2 separate regions of the Homo sapiens genome follow, and region 2 is linked to region 1. Evidence: chromatin loops called from intact Hi-C (ENCODE). Cell type or tissue: HepG2. All regions are shown on one strand. Links, peaks and the distances in the headings refer to the core of each region. The heading gives the core; the rest is flanking DNA. Region 1 overlaps SMIM14 (small integral membrane protein 14). Region 2 overlaps SMIM14 (small integral membrane protein 14).

Region 1 (8,339 bases), core at 29-8,028:
CTGTTGTCCTTTCTTGCCTGCTGTAGTCTCTTCCTTTTGAATAGTATGCCCTCTGAAAAGGGTGTCTTTAAGCTTTCACTTTCTTGTAAAATTATAAGAATTTCAGGGATTGGCTGGGTGCAGTGGCTCACGCCTGTCATCCCAGCACTTTGGGAGACTGATCACCAGAGGTCAGGAGTTTGAGACCAGCCTGACCAACATGGTGAAACCCCGTCTCTACTAAAAGTACAAAAATTAGTTGGATGTGGTGGCGCGTGCCTGTAGTGCCAATTACTCGAGAGATTAAGGCAGAGAATCACTGGAACCCGGGAGGTGGAGGTTGCAGTGAGTCTAGATTGCGCCACTGCACTCCAGCCTGGGCAACAGAGCAAGACTCCGTCTCAAAAAAGAAAAAAAAAATTGTAATGATGAGTTTCAGGGAGTTTTAATCCTGCGTGAGTTTAGATCACAGAGAATTGTGACATCAAGGGCATGTAATGGGGTTTATTTCAACATTTAAATTTTGTATGTCTTTAACTTCTCCCAGGTATAGCTTTAGAATAATTTTTAGCAAACATTAATTGACCAATTTGAACTTGAGTCTGCATCCTTTTCTTTTTCTTTCTTTCTTTTTTTTTTTTTTTTGAGATGATGTCTCACCCTGTTGCCCAGACTGGAGTGCAATGGCATGATCTCAGCTCACTGCAACCTCCACCTCCTAGGGTCAAGCAGTTCTCCTGCCTCAGCCTCCCGAGTAGCTGGGATTACAGTCATGCACCACCACACCCAGCTAACTTTTGTCTTTTTTTTTTGTATCTTTAGTAGAGATGGGGTTTCATCTTGTTGGCCAGGCTGGTCTCAAACTCCTGACCTCATGATCTGCCTGCCTCGGCCTTCCAAAGTGCTGGGATTATAGGTGTGAGCCACCATGCCCAGCCAAGTCTGCATCCTTTTCTTGCCTACTTCCCATCAGAGAAGCAAATGTAGTTTAAGAGAAAAGTATTTCGTTACTAAGAACGAATAGGAAGTTTTTTTTTTTTTTTTTTCGAGATGGTGTCTTGCTCTGTTGTCCAGGCTGGAGTGTGATCTCAGCTCAATGCAACCTCCGCCTCCTAGGTTCAAGCAATTCTTCTGCCTCAGCCTCCCAAGTAGCTGGGATTACAGGGACACACCACCACGCCCAGCTAATTTTTGTATTTTTAGTAGAGATGGGGTTTCACCATGTTGGCCAGGCTGGTCTTGAACTCCTGACCTCAGGTGATCCGCCTGCCTCAGCCTCCCAAAATGCTGGAATGACAGGCATGAGCCACTGCGCCTGGCCAAACTAATAGGAAGTTATTTGATAGTTATCTAATTTCTGTACTGCTCTAAAGTTGTCTTTGTAAGGGTGAAAGAAACATAACTAGCATGATTGGTCATATCTGGCAGATGGGGAATGAGTCCTGCTCAGGATTTTACAATGTGACTTCCTGTATAAGATCTGTCATATACTAGATGTGCGATCATAGTGAAATTACTACCTTAGCTGGGGCTATGTTCCTCATTTTAAAAACAGAAAATTTTCCTGCTTTGATTTTTATCAGAAGGGCTTTTGTTAAGATGTGAAAGTAGTAAAGCTACATTAGAACATAAACTAGGTGTGGTAATATTTGAGAGCCATTTGTGTTAAAAGAATAACCAGTTTTGAGTATTTTGTAAAAAGTATTGTGTATGAGTAGGTTTGAACACCTCATTATACTGAGACTTTGGGTAATCTGATAAAAGTCATCCCAACTACTTATTGATGCTTTTTAAGATAAAAATGCATAGAATGCTTCCTCTGGCCTCCCATTTCATTGACCAGTATCTCTGTTTTCTGTTATGTAAAAACTAATTGCATACGTTCTATTTTTTTAAACTTTCTTTTTTACTGACCAGACAACAGTTATGAATAATTGCATACATTCTAAATTGTTACTGTGCATTTTCTTCTTGCTGAGGGTTTTTATTTTTTCATTTTTTCAGATGGAGTCTTGCTCTGTCACCCAAGCTGGAGTGCAGTGGTGCAATCTCTGCTCACTGCAACCTCTGCCTCCTGGGTTCAAGTGATTCTCCTGCCTCAGCCTCCCAAGTAGCAGAGACTGCAGGCATGCACCACCACACCCGGCTAATTTTTTTGTATTTTTAGTAGAGATGGAGTTTCACCATGTTGGCCAGGCTGGTGTTGAACTCTTGGCCTCAGGTGATCCAACCTTCTTGGCCTCCCAAAGTGCTGGGATTACAGGCATGAGCCACCGCGCCCGGCCTATTTTTAACATGGAAAGAATTATGATATTGTTCTTCATCACTGTGAAGATTTGGCTGGCTATGTGAAAAGTAATTTTATTATAAATCATATTCTTTAAAATCACAATAAAAGAATTTTCATATTCTGACCTTGAATTAGCCAATGTTATCCCTGCCTTCTCAGGAAGAGCTCTGTTTGCATGGAGTCGGGGAGAGGGGAAGAGATAATTGTTTGTTTTTCTATAAAAATGTATTTTTAAAAAACCTTTTATGTATTAATAATTTGAAATTTTTAGCACTAAAAGGTAGAATGGTGTAATGAATCTCTGTGGACCCATCACTTGCCTTCAACAGTTAAACTCATGGTGGTTTTGTTTCATCCATACCTCTCCCCCCTTGGCAGGTTTATTTTAAACTAGACCCCAGGTATTGTATCACTTTAACTGAAAATACTTAGTGAGATTCCTAAGAGATAAAGACTCTTTTTAGATGTGATCGTTGACATTGTACGTATGTAACAATGTCATTTAAACAGTGTTCAAAGTTCCTGATAGTTCATAAATGTCCTTTTACTAGGTTGGTTTGAATCAGGATTGGTATCTCTTAATTTTGTTTTAATCTGTAACCGTTCCCCTGCCATCTCTTAAGATTTATTTATTTTTTGCCATTTATTTGTTGAAGAAACTGAGTGACCTTCCCTGGATTTAGCTGCTGCATCCAAAAATTTTTTTCCTGATTATAAAAGTTAATATGTAACCATTATATGATATTTGAAAACTGTACAAAGTGAAAAGTAAAATCCTGCCACCCAGAGATAACAGATGTTAAAGTTTTATGTTTTCTTTCAGCCTTTTCATTTGTATGTGTTTTCCTATGCCTTTAAAAACGAACATTTGCAGGCCAGGCGTGGTGACTCATGCCTGTAATCCCAACACTTGGGGAGGCAGAGGCGGCGGATCACTTGAGGTCAGGAGTTTCAGACGAGCCTGGCCAACATGCTGAAACCCTGTCTCTACTAAAAATAAAAAAATTAGCTGGGTGTGGTGGCACACACCTGTAATCCCAGCTACTTGGGAGGCTGGGGCAGGAGAATCACTTGAATCCGGGAGGTGGAGGTTGCGGTGAGCCGAGACCGTGCCACTGCACTCCAGCCTGGGCAAAAAAGCGAGACTCCGTCTCAAAAAATAAATAAAAATAAAATAAAACATGCATTTGTGGCCGGGCGCGGTGGCTCACGCCTGTAATCCCAGCACTTTGGGAGGCCAAGTTGGGGGGATCATGAGGTCAGGAGATCGAGACCATCCTGGCTAACACAGTGAAACCCCGTCTCTACTAAAAATACAAAAATTAGCTGGGCACGATGGCGGGTGCCTGTAGTCCCAGCTACTCGGGAGGCTGAGGCAGGAGAATGGCGTGAACCCGGGAGGCGGAGCTTGCAGTGAACCGAGATCGTGCCACTGCACTCCAGCCTGGGCAACAGTGCAAGACTCCGTCTCAAAAAAACAAAAAACAAAAAACAAAAAAGTGCATTTGCTATGTTTATTTTTATGCCCTTTTAAATATACTTTTAACATTATGTTGTGATCATTTCTCCATATTATTAAGAAAGAAAATGAGGCCGAGTGCGGTGGCTCATTCGTGTAATCCCAGCACTTTGGGAGGCTGAGGCAGGAAGATGGCTGGAGCCTGGGAGTTCGAGACTAGCCTGAGAAACATAATGAGACCCCGTCTCTACTTAAAAAAAAAAAAAGCCAAGCATGATAACATGCGCCTCCGTAGTCCCAGCCACTCGGGATGGGATCACTTGAGCCTGGGAGGTCAAGGATGCAGTGAGTCATGATTGCTCTGCTGCATGCCAGCCTGGGTGACAGAGCAAGAGCCTTTCTCAAAAAAAAAAAAAAAAAAAAAAAAGAAACGTTTGGCTGTATAATACTTTACAGTGTATATCACAATTTAAATATTTCTTTTTAGCTGGATATTTAGATCATCCCCATTTTTCACTACTTTAAAGCCATGATAACCATCTTTGTATATAAACCTTTGTATTTCAGATTATTTTCCTTGATAGTCTTAGAACTGGAATTATTCAGAGGGCATGCACGTTTTTTTAACATCTGGATTTGTATTGCCAGAAAAGTTATCATAGTTTGTAATTTCAAATGCAGTGTATAAATGGTTCCATCTTACTAAAGAATTGGTTTGCATATGCTCTGTATTTTTAAAATGTCTTTGCCAGCTATATTAGTGGAATGTTTGGAGTTTTTTTCCCCTAATTCTTTTGCTCTTTTAATTTTACTTGGGATTTTTTTTAAATGCACAGTCTTATGTCCTAAATTTGATATTTTTCATTGTATTTATCTTTTTTGTTTTCTCTCTGTACTTTAATGGATGGAAAGTTTGTATGTATCTGTAGGGGGTCCTTCCCTGAAGATCAAATAAATGTTAACCTTACTTATCTGGTAGAATTGCTGATTTTTTTCCTCCTTAACTGCTAGTAGGTTTTTTCTTTTTGGAATTTTTTCTGGGGAGCTTTCCAGCAAAAACCGGAAAGCCTGCTAGACAAATTCTAAAAGAGCTGTAACACTGTAGGTTTTCCTAGCACTGAATTTATTGAAATTGCAATCCCTTCCCCATTTATTTGTGATTCCAATTTTGATATATAAATATAAATAGATATATTTTGAGGTGAATTTGTTCAGAAAATTCTATAATCTGATTTGCTGGTTGTAATTATGTATGTGTGTGTGTGTGTTTGCACACCATTTTTGAAAAACTTGTTTATTCCTGCCAGGACCAAAGAAGACATTTGGCCTTAAAGATTTAACACAGGGTCATCAGGACTTACTCACCACTTCCCACATAAAAGTGAATTGTTGTAGAAACAGTAATAGTAAAATATCGTTTTCATTACATTCCTATAGTACATAGCAGCTCACAAGCACTTTTATATTCAGCATATTCCAGCCTGGGCACAATGGCTCACGCCTATAATCCCAGCACTTTGGGAGGCTGAGGCCAGAGGATCAGCCTGGCCTTGCTATGTCGACCAACCTGGGCAACATAGCAAGACCTCTGTCTCTACAAAAAAAATTATTTTTATTTTTAAATAATTTTTTTTTTGATACAGTCTATCTCTCTCGCCCAGGATGGAGTGCAGTGGCGCGATCTCCGGCTCACTGCAGGCTCCACCTCCCAGGTTCACGCCATTCTCCTGCCTCAGCCTCCCGAGTAGCTGGGACTACAGGCGCCCGCCACCATGCCTGGCTAATTTTTTGTATTTTTAGTAGAGACGGGGTTTCAGCGTGTTAGGCAGGGTGGTCTCCATCTCCTGACCTCGTGATCCGCCCGCCTCGGTCTCCCAAAGTGCTGGGATTACAGGCGTGAGCCACAGCGCCCATCCGAATTTTTTTTTTTTTTTCTTAATAGAGATGGGATCTTGCTGTTTCCCAGACCAGTCTTGAACTCTTGGGCTCAAGCAGTCCTCCCATCTCAGCCTCCCAAAGTGCTGGGATTACAGGCATGAGCTACCATGCCCAGCAAAAATATTTTTTTAAGTAGTTGGGTGTGGTGGCCTGTGCCTCTAGTCCCAGCTCCTCAGGAGGCTGACATGGGATGATCACTTGAGCCATGAGTTTGAGGCTGCAGTGAGCTATGATTGCCATTGCACTCTAGCGTGGGCCACAGAGCGTGAGTCCCTATCTTGCTCTTAAAAAAAAAAAAATATATATATATATATAAATATATATAAATATATATATACATTTATATATACATATAAATATTTTTGAGAAAATTGAGATATATATAAATATATATAATAAATTATTTATTGATATATATATAATAAATTATATTTATTGATATATATAATTATATTTATTGATATATAGAATAAATTATATTTATTGATATATAGAATAAATTATATTTATTGATATATAGAATAAATTATATTTATTGATATATAGAATAAATTATATTTATTGATATATAGAATAAATTATATTTATTGATATATAGAATAAATTATATTTATTGATATATAGAATAAATTATATTTATTGATATAGAATAAATTATATTTATTGATATAGAATAAATTATATTTATTGATATAGAATAAATTATATTTATTGATATAGAATAAATTATATTTATTGATATAGAATAAATTATATTTATTGATATAGAATAAATTATATTTATTGATATATAGAATAAATTATATTTATTGATATATAGAATAAATTATATTTATTGATATATAGAATAAATTATATTTATTGATATATAGAATAAATTATATTTATTGATATATAGAATAAATTATATTTATTGATATATAGAATAAATTATATTTATTGATATATAGAATAAATTATATTTATTGATATATAGAATAAATTAAATTATATTTATTGGTATATATAATAAATTAAATTATAATTATCTCAATTTTCTCATATATATTTAATTATATCTCAATTTTCTCTTGAACTGAACATGCTAAATTATCTAAACCCTGTCTTACCCTCTATCATCACTTAATTTGTTGGTTAGAGATAGTATATCACATATATTCCAAAGACAGGCTTGTGGAATATAAAGGATCTATCAGCCAGGAGAGGTGAGTATGTGGTGTATATGCATCCCTGCTGCCATTTTATGCCCAAATCTCTACTCCATAATGCTGCTTCCTACTGAGTCTATTCACACTCACTTTCTTCTCAACAGGGGGCTTGACACCCCTGCAAGGTCCAACATGCAGGTTGAAAAAAGTGTGCAGTCCTTTCTGTAAATTACCAGACCTAAAAAATATAAAAGCTATTATGCAATGGTACTTGCTGCTTGGGAAGTGTAGTCAGTGAGAGTGGGTAAAAGAGAATGAGAATGAGTGAGTTTCATTACACTGGGCTTTGGTTTTTTTTTTTTGTTTTTTTTTTTTTTTGAGATGGAGTCTCGCTCTGTCGCCCAGGCTGGAGTGCAGTGGTGCGATCTCAATTCACTGCAACCTCTGCCTCCTGGGTTCAAGCAAGTCTCTGCCTCAGCCTCCTGAGTAGCTGGGATTACAGGTGCCCACCAACCACCAAGCCTGGCTAATTTTTGTATTTTTAATAGAGATGGGGTTTCACCATCTTGGCCAGGCTGATCTTGAACTCCTGACCTCGTGACCCACCCACCTCGGCCTCCCAATACTCTGGGGCTTTCAAGTGCAGTTCCTGGAGCCCCATTTTAATTAGACTGAGGTTATCTTGAGAGTGGTGATCACATCTTGCTCATCGTTTTTCCCATGCCTGTTACAGTGTTCAGTATCAAGGTGTTCAAATGAGTTGGGCTCGATTGAATGCATTTTCCTTTTTCTTTATGGTGTAAGTTCTCCTCAGCAGCCCCTGGTGATAATTCCTCTCTTGATGTTTTGGGGGCCTTTTCTGTATTTGCCAAGACTTGAGTAGATGTCACTGATAGTTTAGGTTTCTATGCTGGCTTCACTTGTTATTTCTGAAGAAGTGGGCTTGCTTTGGCAGGAGTAATATTCTCTCTTACTTCTCTCCTCTCTCTACCATTTTTTCCGTTTGTCATCTCAACTATGGTAAGCATCCAGATGATGTCTTTGATTGCAGATGCACCTTGGGAGAAGATAAAAAACAAAACTAGTTTAGGCATTGTCATTTTCCTGATTTTTTTCCGTCTTATATGTTTTTAAAATGAATTTCCATTTGCTTTTATTTTAAACTTAATTTAACAAAATACTATACCAACATTAATAGTTTATGGTAGATACACTGTTTTAGATACACTGTTTCATTGTTTAGATTCTCTTCCGCTGTTAAAGCTTCCACCAGAGAGTGAGTAGGGCAGGGAAGAGTAAACTTTGAAAACTGATTTTTGCAAACAATGTTTGCCTCAGATTTAGGTGAAAGGCTGACTTTAGAAGTATCCATGATAGGGCCTGTTTACATACTTTTTAATATCTTCATTGATGATGGGATATGGTTAATTTTGTTACATTTACCTATGGAGTTACAATCCCTTTTATGCTATATTTAACCAACAAATTCAGTGATGATAGAGGGTAAGACAGGGTTTAAACAATT
Region 2 (8,339 bases), core at 332-8,331, 53 kb after region 1:
TTAGCACTTTCCCTTTGGGATGCCTAATTATATATTGGCAGCAAGAATTTGTGTCATGGGTGATTTTTTTAAAATTATTTAATGAAATGGGTCAGTTGTAACAGATCACAGTATATTTGAAAATTATTTTGGGTAGGAAAAAAAGTAGACAGCCCCTCAGAGTATTCTGTGTTTGTGTATGATTTTGAAGATACGTTCTGTGACAGCATTCATTAAAAACCAAAACATGGGTCACGGGCATGGTGGCTCATGCCTGTAATCCCAGCACTTTGGGAGGCCGAGGCAAGTGGATCACTTTAGGTCAGGAGTTCAAGACCAGCCTGGACAACATGGTGAAAGCCCATCTCTACTGAAAATACAAAAAAACTATCTGGGTGTGGTGGCGGGTGCCTGTAATCCCAGCTACTCAGGAGGCTGAGGCAGGAGAATCGCTTGAACCTGGGAGGCGGAGGTTGCAGTGAGCTGAGATCGCATCATTGCACTCCAGCCTGGGCAACAAGAGCGAAACTAAATAATAATAATAATAAAATAATAATAATAATAATAATAAAAACCAAAACATGGTTTGTCACTAGACTGGTCAACATAGTAAGACCCCCATCTCTACAAAGTGATTTTTAAAATATTACCCAGGCATGGTGGCACACACCTGTAGTACCAGCTACTCAGGAGGCTGAGGCAGGAGGATCATTTGAGCCCAGGAGTTTGAAGCTGCAGTGAGCTAGGATTGCACCCCTGCACTCCAGCCTAGGCAACAGAGTGAGACCCTGTCTCAAAAAAACAAAAGAAAACATGATTTTTTTTTTTAAGACAAGGTCTCGCTCTGTCACCCTGGCTGGAGTACAATGGTGCCATCTTGGTTCACTGCAACCTTTGCCTCCCAGACTCAAGTGATCCTCCCACCTCAGCCTCCCTAATAGCTGAGACTACAGGCACACACCACCACACCTGGCTAATTTTTGTATTTTTTGTAGACATGGGGTATTGCTGTGTTACCCAGGCTGGTCTTGAATGTCTGAGCTCAAACAATCCACCCACCTCAGCCTCCAAAGTGTGGGATTACAGGCGTGAGCCACCGCACCCGGCCAAAACATGATCTTTCTAATAATTATGGTCCACTTTTGTTTAAGTCTAATCACTAACTTCCCTTTCTTATTCATTGTAGTTACGGCAGTCCCAGTCCTACTGCACAGACACAGAGTGTCTTCAGGAATGTAAGTACCACTGAGACAGGAGGAAGGATGGCATTGGGGGCAGAATTAGAGGCCAGATGCCTGTGAATATTTGTCAGAATTTATTCTTACATTGCCTATTCTAGTGGTTACCAAAAAAAAAAAAAAAAAAAAAAAAAGCGACACATACGCACAAAAGAAATTATTCTCATAGTTTGCTCTTTAATAAGAAAATGGTTCTCAGTAATGTATTTGCTACTTGACTATTTCATTTTTTAACTTAAAATTTTTTTCATGCCTCAAAAACCCTGCTTATTGCAGAACATTATAAAATAAGTATAAGGAAAAAAAAAGGCTGGGTGCAGTGGCTCACACCTGGAATCCTTGCACTTTGGGAAGCTGAGGCCGGTGGATCGTTTGAGTCCAGGAGTTTGAGATTACCCTGGGCAACACGGGGAAACCCTGTCTCTACAAAAAATACAAAAATTAGTGGGGCATGGTGGTGCATGCCTGCAGCCCCAGCTACTCCTGAGGCTGAGGTGGGAGGATCACCTGAGCCTGGGGAGGTTGAGGCTGCAGTGAGCTGTGATCGCACCACTGCACTCCAACCTGGGTGACTGGAGTGAGACCCTGTCTCAAAAAAAAAAAATAGAAGAACTTCCAGAATAGTTAAAGATAACCACTGTTGACAAATTCGGGTATATCCTAGTCTTTTTTTCTTGGCAAATAAGTCTGTAACAGGGCACTGTGGGCAGGTGTAACTGGGACATCAAAGCTGCTTGCGCAAACCATTCACTCTCTCCCTAACATCTATTTGCATCTGTTGGCAGGCTTGAGAATTCTTTTTTTTTCTTTAATTTAAAAAAATTTTTTTTTAAGAAACAGTGTCTTGCTTTGTCGCCCACACTGAGCGCAATTGTGCGATCATGGCTCACTGCAGCCTTGACCTCCCAGGCTCAAGTGATCCTCCCACCTCAGCCTCCCTAGTAGGTGGGACTACAGGGATGCACCACCATGCATGGCTAATTTTTTAGAATTTTTTGTAGAGTCACGGTCTTCCCATGTTGCCCACATGGGTCTTAAACTCCTGGGATCAAGTGATCCTTCTGCCTCGGCCTCTCAAAGTGCTTGGATTACAGGCGTGAGTCACCATGCCCAGCCACTTGAGAACTTCTTGGTGGGGAGGCCATTCTTTTCCATGTGTGGAAACTTTGGGTGCCTGTGGAGTTCATTCCTTTGGCTCTGACATTAACATGCGCATCAGAGAATTTGGCAGTGGAGAAGTTTCTCCACATGGCTTTATGGGCAGTAGTGATGGTAAAGTGAGAATCAGTAGGAAGATGAATATTGCATGGTATATGTAGGTGACAGACTTAGTGACCATTATGTGACACATCTTTTTTCAGGATACTCAGAAATATTTTGAGAGATGCTTTAAGGGGAACTAGTAAAATAGTATTTAAACCAATCCAGTCTTGTATCAGAAGACTGCAAGAAGGAAAGTATGACATTCACAAGATGGTGAAGCCTGGCATAATTAGATTTCATATAAACTTACAGAAATGGGATCACATTGTATATGTTATTTTTCACTACTTATAAAATATCAACATATATTTGTCTTACTATTTATTGAGCCAGGCATGGTGTCATGCTCCTGGAGTCCCGGCTACTTGGGAGGCTGAGGCAGAAGGATCACTTGAGCCCAGGAGTTTGAGGCTGCAGTGAGCTATGTTCATGCCACTGCACTCCAGCCTGGATGACAAAGTGAGATCCCATCTCAAAAAAAAATTATTAATTAAATAATAATTCATTGTGGGGAAGCACCAGCGTTTAAATGATTTCCTTTTACTAGAACCTTAGGTTGCTGATATATTTTTTGCTATTATAAACAACACTTGAATAAACATTCTTTGTGTGCATATGTTGGGGAGGACAAATAATTTTTTCTTCAACCTCAGAGTTCTTTGCTGAGACACCCTGTAACAAAGGATAGATTGCCGGGCACGGTGGCTCACGCCTGTAATCCTAGAATTTTGGGAGGCTGAGGTGGCCAGATCAGTTGAGGCCAGGAGTTTGAGACCAGCCTGGCCAACATGGAAACCCTGTCTCTACTAAAAATACAAAAATTAGCTGGGCGTGGTGGCACGTGCCTGTAGTCCCAGCTGCTCTGGAGGCTGAGGCACCAGAATCACTTGAACCCAGGAGGCAGAGGTTGCAGTAAGCTGCGATCACACCACTGCACTCCAGCCTGGGTGACAGGGCGAGACTCTCTAAAACAAAGAAAAAAAAACAAAAAAAAGATAGATGAACAAGGAAAAAGCAAATTTATTAATGTGTGTGGCATCACATGGGAGAAAGCTCAATGCAAAGTAACTCAAAGCAGTGGCTCAGAACTCTGGCTTATGTAGCATCTTCAACAAAGAACAATACATTTGTGGAAAAAGGGCAGAACATAGGAAAGAGATTTTAGGCTTCCAAGGATAGGAAACTGGGAAAGTAAATATTTGGGAGGAAACTAATGGAGTAAGGTTTGTTTATAGACTCCTCTGGTGCTGTCTCTGGACTATTAAGTCTGTAGGGTTGTGTATAAAGGAGAATTTGTATCCTACCTTTAGGCAGAAAAGAGGGGAATAGAGGGAGCTTTTCTTCTGTTTGCTACTTCCTAATTGCCTACAGCTCAAAAATAATTTCTTTTTTTCTTTTTTTCTTTTTTTTTTGAGACAGAGTCTCGCTTTGTCGCCCAGGCTGGAGTGCAGTGGCTCAGTCTCAACTCACTGCAACCTCCGCCACCCAGGTTCAGGCAATTCTAGTGCCTCAACCTCCCAAGTAGCTGGGATTACAGGCATGAGCCACCGTGCCTGGCTTCTCCAAAATAATTTCTATGTCAAAAAGGCATATTTTGGAGTGATACGTTCTGGTTTTCTTCACACATTTTAAGGCTATTTACATATTGCCAAATTGCATTTATTAGTAGGTTAGTTGCTGATACGTAACATCTCTGAAGCAGAGCTGCCTGTTTATTATATATATGAAACTGAAACAAGACGCAGTAAGGTAATTGTAAAGAGACTTGTTATACATTATGATTTTTATTACTTTGTGTACTGGGTGTCCCATCAAATTCCACAGATATAACAGCTTAGAGAAGTGGGAGCTAGTGCAGTGCCTAGCCTAAAGTAGAAATTTTGTGGGAACCTAGTCCATTTGGGTGATATATATGCCTTCAAGACAAGAAAGCAATAGAAATGTGCATTGTTAGGACAATGGGTGGTGGTTCCCTCCCTCCAGACTTCTTTACTTCTCCAGTAGCATTCATTAATCTACAATGTACAGCTCAAATATTTGCCTCAACAGGTAAAGCTAAAACCTGTTTTCCTAGTTGAAAATAATTTTATTGAACCTCCCCATGGGAAAACACGTGTTTATTACATGTGCGGCTTTTGTGACTCTTTAACCAGCCCCGCCTATAACCAAATATAGTCATTCCTGTGGGTAAAATGTCACTTCCTAACTCTAAAAAGAAAGGTGAAACTTTGAACATTCATTTAGGCATATTGGCAAGTTTTTCTTTCCCCCCAGTTCTTTTAGCAGTTGGTAAAAATCCTTTCTGAGAGCTAGGCTTTTAAATGGTTAAACAGTAGTTTACTGTGAGGGATAGAATTATTTTTCTTATATTCTAAATTTTCTCCAGTGAGCTTATACTTTTTTCTTAAAATAATAAAACATATTTTGTAGCTATCTTTATATTTAGATACTACTATTCAATTGGATAGTATTGTGCTACTATTCAATTGGAAAAAGTTATTTTTTAAAATTAAATATATGTTTTAGGATCGTGGGAATTTGAGGCTTCTTAAGAATTGAAATAAGCCTTGAAGAAATACGTTTTATTCTCTTCTGACTTTTTTAAATTGGTTGCTTTCGTTCATTTCTGCCTTTTATTTCTGTAGTTGTATTTTGTATATATTCCATTGTCTTATTTTTTTACTCTTCCCCTTTTCATAGGTGTTATTCCATTGTTTTAGAACAGTGTTTAATCATTGTGATATCAGAAATATCATTTATTCATTTAGTCATAGAAGCAGCTGCTAGGTAGAGTCAATGTTGTTAAAACACAGACCAAAGAGTAAATGGTGGAGAAATATATACATGTATATGTTCTTTTTTTTTTTTTTGAGAAGGAGTCTTGCTCTGTTGCCCAGGCTGGAGTGTAGTGGCACAATCTTGGCTCACTGCAACTTCCGCCTCCCAGGCTCAAGCTATTCTCCTGCCTCAGCCTCCCAAGTAGCCAGGATTACAGGAATGCACTACCACACCTGGCTAATTTTTTGTATTTTTAGTAGAGATAGGGTTTCGCCATGTTGGCCAGGCTGATCTCAAACTCCTGACCTCAAGTGATCCACCCACCTCCGCCTCCCAAAGTGCTGGGATTACAGGCGTGAGCTACCGCGCCCGGCCTGTATGTTCTTATTTATACAATCTATTTGGGCTTTAACATTTGGCACTGAATATGGTTTGGGGTGTTTTTGTTTGTTTTTTGTTTTGTTTTGAGACAGGGTCTCACTTTGTCACCCAGGCTTGAGTGCAGTGGAGCAAACAGGGCTCACTGAATCTTGACCTTCCAGGCTCAGTAATCCTCCCACTTCAGCCTCCTGAGTAGCTGGGACTACAGGAGCATACAACCATGCCCAGCTAATTTTTTTTTTCCTTTCTTTTGAGACGGAGTCTTGCTCTTGTTGCCCAAGCTGGAGTGCAATGGCATGATCTCAGCTCACTGCAACCTCCACCTCCCAGGTTCAAGCGATTCTCCTGCCTCAGCCTCCTGAGTAGCTGGGATTATAGGCGCCTGCCACCACACCCGGCTAATTTTTGTATTTTTAGTAGAGATGGGGTTTCGCCATGTTGGCCAGGCTGGTCTCGAACTCCTGACCTCGTGATCCGCCCACCTCAACCTCCCAAAGTGCTGGGATTACAGGTGTGAGCCACCATGCCCGGCCTAATTTTTGTATTTTTTGTAGAGACAGGGTTTTGCATGTTGCCCAGGCTGGTCTCGAACTCCTGAGCTCAAGCAGTCCACCTGCCTTGGCCTCCCAAAGTGCAGGGATTACAGGCATGAGCTGCCACACCTGGCCCATTTTGAGTACTTAGCATACAATTCTTAGCCTTCTGCTTCTTCCTGATAAAGTTGTAATCTGAGAAATTATCTAGTTTCAGCCTTTAATAACTAAATCTTCTCCATATTTCCCATGTCACATTTTTTTCCTATTGTCACATTGCGGCTTCCTTTTTTTTTTTTTTTTTTTTTTTTTTCTTTTTTTGAGATGGAGTTTTGCTCTGTCGCCCAGGCTGGAGTGCAATGGCGCAATCTCGGCTTACTACAACCTCCACCTCCTGGACTCAAGCAGTTCTCCTGCCTCAGCCTCCCAAGTAGCTGGGATTACAAGCGTGTACCAGCATCCCCAGCTAATTTTTGTTTTTTGTTTTTTTTGAGATGGAGTCTCACACTGTCACCAGGCTGGAGTGTAGTGGTACAATCTCAGCTCACTGCAACCTCCACCTCGCAGGTTCAAGCGATTCTCCTGCCTCAGCCTCCCGAGTAGCTGGGACTACAGGTGCACGCCACCACGCCTGGCTAATTTTTGTACTTTTAGTAGAGACAGGGTTTCACCATGTTGGCCAAAATGGTCTCGATCTCTTGACCTCATGATCCGCCTGCCATGGCCTCCCAAAGTGCTGGGATTATAGGCGTGAGCCACCACGCCTGGCCTAATTTTTGTATTTTTAGTAGAGACAGGGTTTCTGTATGTTGCCGAGGCTGGTCTTGAACTCCTGACCTCAGGTGATCCACCCACCTCAGCCTCCCAAAGTGCTGGGATTACAGGCATGAGCCATTGTGCCTGGCTGCATTGCGGCTATCTGCTGTCTTCTTTCTCGGTGCGTCTGTCTGTCCTCCAGACCTCTTAACTTTTATCCTTGGAATGCTCCAGGACTTAGCCCCTGGATTATTTCCTTTTCTAGACATTCACTCACTTGGTGATCTCATCTGGTCTCATGACTCATTACTTGTATGCTGATGACTGTCTTTTGGGCATTTCCACTGGGATGTCTAACAAGGCACCTCAAATTCAACATCTTCAGAATTTCTGCTTCTCTTGAGATCCTTCCTATAACAGTTAATGGCAGTTCTATCCTTCTGAGACTCATCCTTGGCTTCCCTTTTTCTCACACTGTCCAGTCATCTATCAGCAAGCACTATCTTGAAGATACATCCAAAATTCTACCACTTCTCACTATCCCACTGCCTCCTCCCTGTTCTAGGCCATCATCATCTCGTATGTTAATAGATTATTGCAACAGGTTCTTAACTGTCTGTATTAGTCAGTCTTCACACTGCTAATTTAAGACATACCCAAGACAGGGCAATTTACGAAAGAAAAGGGTTTATTGGACTTACAATTCCACATGTCTGGGGAGGCCTCACAATCATGGCGGAAGGTGAAAGGCATGTCTTACATGGTGGCAGTCAAGAGAAGAGAGCTTGTGCAGGGAAACTCCCCTTTTTAAAACCATGAGATCTCGTGAGACTTGTTTACTATCATGAGAAGAGCGCAGGAAAGGCCCGCCCCCCATAATTCAATCACCTCCCACCAGGTTCCTCCCATGACATATGGGAATTGTGGGAGTTACAATTCAAGATGAAATTTGGGATGGGACACAGCCAAACCATATCACTGTGTTTCTGTTTCTCGTTTTTCAAAACACAACAGATGGAGTGGTTCTGTCAAAATGAGAGTCAGATATCATCTGCATTTTGCTCAGAACTCTTCAGTGGTGTCTGGGCACAGTGGATCACACTTGTAATCCCATTTTAGGAGGCCAAAGCAGGCAGATCACTTGGGCTCAGGAGTTCAAGACCAGCATAGGCAACATGTTGAAATCCTGTCTCTACAAAAAATATAAAACTTAGCTAGGCGTGGTGGCCTGTGCCTATGCCCCAGCTACTCTGGATGCTGAGTTAGGAGATCACTTGAGCCTGGGAGGTTGAGGCTGCAGTGACTGTAATTGAGCCACTGCACTCCAACCTGGGTGACAGAGTGAGACCCTGTCCAAAAAAAAGAAAAGCCCTCTTCAGTGGTTTTCTATTTAATATGTAATAGAAGCTTA

The links. A loop is a pair of places that touch in the nucleus more often than their neighbours do. Peaks named below come from ENCODE experiments on the same cell type or tissue, not always from the same donor. Only the 100,000 strongest peaks of a DNase experiment are listed, where the experiment ranks them.
Region 2: a loop joins it to region 1, with 1.9 times the contacts of the local background. A loop is called at or near these places in 2 of 110 quality-filtered maps.

What each region holds. Positions count from the first base shown.
Region 1 is chr4:39,617,503-39,625,841 of GRCh38, reverse strand. The region is part of intron 1 of SMIM14 (small integral membrane protein 14); the gene reads left to right. It also overlaps the pseudogene RNU7-11P. Among named protein-coding and RNA genes, the nearest start is that of SMIM14, 17 kb to the left of the region's middle. RefSeq lists an enhancer at 1-48. In HepG2, for the core only: no CTCF peak of the experiment used is centred there; DNase peaks (open chromatin) are centred at 3,171 and 4,061.
Region 2 is chr4:39,565,290-39,573,628 of GRCh38, reverse strand. It overlaps SMIM14 (small integral membrane protein 14), which reads left to right. Exons shown (of 5, transcript NM_174921.3): 3 at 1,166-1,214. All of the region lies in intron 2 of UGDH-AS1 (UGDH antisense RNA 1), which reads right to left. Among named protein-coding and RNA genes, the nearest start is that of UGDH-AS1, 42 kb to the right of the region's middle. In HepG2, for the core only: no CTCF peak of the experiment used is centred there; a DNase peak (open chromatin) is centred at 3,668.